2 separate regions of the Homo sapiens genome follow, and region 1 is linked to region 2. The links are chromatin loops, found by intact Hi-C in ENCODE. Cell type or tissue: HCT116. All regions are shown on one strand.

The links. Hi-C counts contacts between places; a loop is a spot of excess contacts. Peaks named below come from ENCODE experiments on the same cell type or tissue, not always from the same donor. Only the 100,000 strongest peaks of a DNase experiment are listed, where the experiment ranks them.
Region 1: it touches region 2 in a loop (4-fold over the local background); 10 of 110 quality-filtered maps call a loop at or near these places.

Annotation. Positions count from the first base shown.
Region 1 is chr12:65,555,629-65,558,128 of GRCh38, forward strand. The region is part of intron 2 of MSRB3-AS1 (MSRB3 antisense RNA 1); the gene reads right to left. LOC105369187 (a long non-coding RNA gene) reads right to left here and starts at 1,683. Exons shown (of 3, transcript NR_135033.1): 1 at 1,453-1,683; 2 at 1,130-1,369. LOC105369808 (a long non-coding RNA gene) reads left to right here and starts at 1,284. Exons shown (of 4, transcript XR_945035.3): 1 at 1,284-1,502. RefSeq lists an enhancer at 638-1,837. In HCT116, a CTCF peak has its summit at 1,278 (motif pointing right); a DNase peak (open chromatin) is centred at 1,263; H3K27ac peaks cover 2,500 bases.
Region 2 is chr12:65,822,025-65,824,524 of GRCh38, forward strand. It overlaps HMGA2 (high mobility group AT-hook 2), which reads left to right and starts at 2,459. Exons shown (of 5, transcript NM_003483.6): 1 at 2,459-2,500. It also overlaps the pseudogene RPSAP52. In HCT116, no CTCF peak of the experiment used is centred here; DNase peaks (open chromatin) are centred at 1,067, 1,607 and 2,237; H3K4me3 peaks cover 2,119 bases; H3K27ac peaks cover 2,500 bases.

The sequences.
Region 1 (2,500 bases), 270 kb before region 2:
GAGATGAACCTGGTACCTCAGATGGAAATGCAGAAATCACCCATCTTCTGCATCGCTCACGCTGGGAGCTGTAGGCTGGAGCTGTTCCTATTTGGCCATCTTGGCTCCTCCCACACAATGTTTTTTAAACAGTTTTTTTTTTAAAGAAAGTACATGTAGGCATGAGAAGACAGCATCTTAGGACAGTAAAGTAAAACAGGGTTAAGAGATTGGCTAGATACCAGGAAAAAGAAGTTCTAACAGAGACAGCAAGGGATAGGAAAGAAAACAAGGAAGGGAGAAAGGAAAACAGTGAGAAAGGAGGGAGCAAATTATGGGCAGACCAGAATTCAGCACAGGAAGGGCCAGGTATGCAAGTTTGAAAAATGCACCATGGGACTTGACTGTGTAGTGAAGACTGAGACCCGCTACTCTAGGACGTTGAGGAGGAAGCTTCATAGAATGCTCTGCTGCTTCCTGTCCTGTTACCCAATCAGGAAAGGGGAGGGGATCAGGGGTGGTGAGAAGGGAATAAGGGCAGGAATTATGAGAAAACTGAAACATGGAAAGGTAAATCAACTTGTGAAGAAAGGTCTCTTGGCTCGTTGCTGGCAACACTGGATCTAGAACTCCGCTTTCAGGGTGTCCGAATTCGTTCTCAATACTTCTCCACCCCTGTCTGCCAGTTTCTCTCTGTACTTGGAGACCTAAATACAAAAACTGGCTCCAGAATTTGAAATCTATGCCTTAGCTTTTTTAGGGTGACCATAAGTTGAGGGAGGAACAAGGATGCTGGTCAAAGTTCCCATCAGTGACCTGCGGAAAATTGGAAAATATCAGGTACCACCACTTCCTCCCTTCCCACAAGTCTTCTAGACCTCTCTCTCTTTGCAAAGAGTCGTCAGAGAAGGTTCCAAGCCAACTGCTTAATGAATTAATAGCCCTTATTCCACTGTACAAAATGTAAGAGAAAGAATCCATTAGTAATTAGTCTAGTTCATGTTTCTAGAAGCGCTATTTTCTTCCCATGACAAAACTTCAAAACACCAGAGAAAATAAGTAGGAAGGTCTCTGTGGTTATGCACTTTAAGTGAATGATGACAATTTTGAGATACGTGCCAAAATAGGAGAGTCTTCATTTTCCTCATACCTGTTAAGGTAGTGGTCTGGACTTGTTCACGCCTACACCTGAAGCAGAGGGACGGCCTGTCGGAGCTCAGTCAAGTAGGCGAGTGCTCTTTGTTCCCCCGTGGCCTCTGAAGTTACTCTAGAGCTATGCAGCTCAAGGCCAGCAGATGGCGCGTGGCGTCAGGCTGCGAGATAGCGCCGAGACAGCATGGACGCCGGGAGCCTGGGAAAGCCAACTGTACCACAGGAGTCTAAACTGTAGCTAGGAATAGAAGTACGCTCATTTTAGCTATTAGAAGGTTTGCCTGATACTCTGGCTCTTTATTTCGAGGATGTCTAGCTCACCTGTGATATAACTCAGACCCCATTTCACTCATTTCTTAAACTAGGAATGGGTAAGTCTCACCATTCTTCTCTGCTTGTTTAGGACACTCTTGAGAACCTCCTAAAATGCTGTGGAATGGAACAGCGGGACAGACCAGAAGTACATTCTGGGGAGAAGAGAATAAAAACACCATTCCTTGAGAGTGGAAGTGTCAGAGGCGTTCAAACCAGAGCGACTCCATCTTGAGTAGGGGCTCGGTAAAATGAGAATGAGACCTGCTGGGCAGCATTCCCAGGAGGTTAGACATTCTTAGCCACAGGATGAGATAGGAGGTCGGCAGGATTGATATCACAAGATACGGGTCATAAAGACCCTGGTGATAAAACAGGATGCCATAAAGAAGCCGGCCAAAACCAAGATGGTGATGAAAGTGACCTCTGGTCATCCTCACTGCTCATTGTACGTTAATTATAATGCATTAGCAGGCTAATAGACACTCTCAGCAGTGCCATGACAGTTTACAAATGCCATGGCAACACCCAAGTTACCTTATATGGTCTAAAAAGGGGAGGAACCCTCAGTTTTGGGAACCTCCCCTTTCCCAGAAAACTTATGAATAATCTACCCCTTGTTTAGCATATGATCAAGAAATAACCATAAAAATGTCCAACCAGCAGCCCTCAGGGCTCTCTGTCTATGGGGTAGCCATCCTTTTGTTTCTTTACTTCTCTGATAAACTTGCTTTCACTTTATGGACTCCTGAATTCTTTCTTGCACAAGATCCAAGAACCCTCTCTTGGGGTCTGGATCAGGATCCCTTTCCAGTAACAGAAGCAGATGATCATACAATCCACTTTATTGTCCTTCCCCAGCCCACAATCGAGTTTCCTGGAATCATAGTACAGTTTCCTAGAAGGCCTACTGCTGGCATATAGTTAGAGATAGCTGACAACATCTCTTAGGTTTTGAAAATAGATTACTTGTACACTTATCAAGCAGATTTTAACTTAATCTAATTGTTTTCAGTCCAGCACCTTGGCCTGGTGTCACTGAGCCTGGAACTTCTCT
Region 2 (2,500 bases):
ACAATTGAATATGGACAGAAACTACCTGGAAAGTTTTCAAATTGGAAAGAAGAATTGAGCCTTGAATACATGGGTAAAATATGGTGTGATAAAGAAGAGGCAGTGAATGGTTGAGAAACATAAACTGGGGGAAAAACCCTCAGATGTAAATGTAAAAAAAAAATTCCTTTCCTTAAAAATAAAATCTAACCATTTAACATTATTTTAAAAATATATGAGAATCCTTTTTGAATAGTAAAAGTCTCAATAATTTCAAAGATTACAACAAATTTTAATGTTTCACCTACAGAAAGTATACAGAATTCTGAAAAATTAAATACAGCTTCCAAAGAATGAAAATATATAAAATTGATTTAAGTAGAACTTGATACAATATTTGTTTTATACCCTTGTTATAAATTCAAAAGGGGTCAAATAGTCTAATAGCAAAATGATAGCAGCCTGAAAACAAGTGGCTGTATATTCCCCCACCCCCAATTTTTCTGTGCTTCTCTTATATTCAAAGATTAACGCAAAAACAAAATTTTGGAATCTGCTCTTTGCTGACCTCTGTACACGTTACCAAAAAAAAAAAAATCCTAGGATATAATGAGGTATACAGCACAAAACTGGCTGGCTGAACTCCTCAGTGACTCCCCTGCATTCACCTTCAGAATTTCTCTCTACTCCTGGCAAAAAGTGAGCAAACAACACAAACCCAAAAACCTATTTTGTACGTGTATGTGAAATGTGCACACCACAGTGCAAATATGTGATAGTTTTTAAATGTGCACGATTGGCAGTTAGGAAATGTCACTGTAATCGTTAGGTGAAACTTCAATCCCTTTGATGAAGATACCATCTTTGAGCCAAGCCCTGACAGAAAACCTTTGGTTCCTGTTAGACCCCTCCCTCCCCAGTCAGCTGCTGGGCTCCATCCGGAGGGATGGAGGCTCTCTCTCTCCATTACAGCTAAGCGTTCCCAGACCCAGCAGAAACCCTGGGTTCCTGCAGAGCACTCAACGTGCAGCAAAGTGTCCCAGCTCTGCAAAGGGCAGCTGGAAATGGATTTAAAATGGCAACGCGGACCAATCAGCGCTGCCGCGCCAAAGCAGACATTTACACGCGCCTCCTCCACATGCACAGCGGAACCTGGCGGTGCCTAACTCCTGCTTAGGGCTGCAAAGTAGGCGTTTTTATTCCACGGTGGTCTGTATCTTTGAAAAAAATAAATTCTTCCCCAGGTGAAAGTTTTTATTTTGGAATTAGTCCAAAATAATTTTGGGTGTGATGTGTGAAAATCTGAACCTAATTTTTTCAGAGTTTTGTGTTATTCAAGGATGAAAAGAGGTACATTTAAAAATGTACTCCACCTTTTAAAAACGGACTGTGGCCATTATGGTGTTCACATAACTCAGAACAGCCCAGGCCATAAAATTAGGACTTGGCAGAAAGAGAGTTCTCAGGCAGAAGGTTAAATCGAGGTAAACTGAAGGGAGAGTTGGGCAGTGAGTGCAATTGTGGTGTTAGGAATCTACAAGGTGCCCTTTACCCTGGGAACATCGGATTCCCGGGGAGGGGGATGGGGAGGGAACTTCGGTTGCCTCTAGTCTTTCCTGGAGAAAAAAGTTCAATGAAGAAGCTGGGGCGCTCTGTGTGTGCACATTGTTTGCATGTGTCTGCGAATGTGCATGTCTATCTGCGTGCCTGTGTGTATGTGTGTGTGTGTAAATGCGGGTGTTTACCAGCGCATGAATGCCCCCGTGTCCACGTGTATCTGCGTGCATGTGCTTACACGCGTGTTCGTGTGTATCTGCATGCATGTCTCCGTGTATGTGCGCGCTCGCCCGCCCGCAGGCTCTGTGGTGAGGGCATTCCGAGGCGGAGTACGGCTGTCAGGGGACCTCTCCCACTCCACTGCAGTCCCTTCCCACTCACAGTGAACCGGTGCGCTGCCTGAGGTGCAGCCTAGACGCTTCCTGCAAAGTGTTGGCTCGGCACGGTAGAGGCGCAGGTAAAGGCCAAGCCCCGAAACGTGGCTCCGGGACAGTCACGTTCCCGCGCCTTCCCAGGACAACTGCCCAGGGGTGACCTCGAGAGGCGGGTGGAGCTAGGCCCACGGCGAGCCAGCCCGGGATCCCCGGCCTGTCCCTTTAACCCCGCCGCCGGGCGGGAGCACGTGAGCGGGGCTCCGGGTGGCACCCGGGCGCCGCCGCCGCCGAGGCAGTTGTATTTCGAACGCTGCCTCTGGCTAGCAGCCAGGCGCCTTGGCTCGGCGGTCCGCCTGGCCTCCCTCCTCCTCATACTTTTCTTCCTGCGCAACCCCCTCCCCTTTATCCGCCCACGATTAGAGGTGGGCACTCCCCCCACCACCACCCCCTCCCCAAGCGCAAGCGCGTGCACGCACACACACCACACACACTCACACTCACACACACTCACACACACTCATCCCACTTGAATCTTGGGGCAGGAACTCAGAAAACTTCCAGCCCGGGCAGCGCGCGCTTGGTGCAAGACT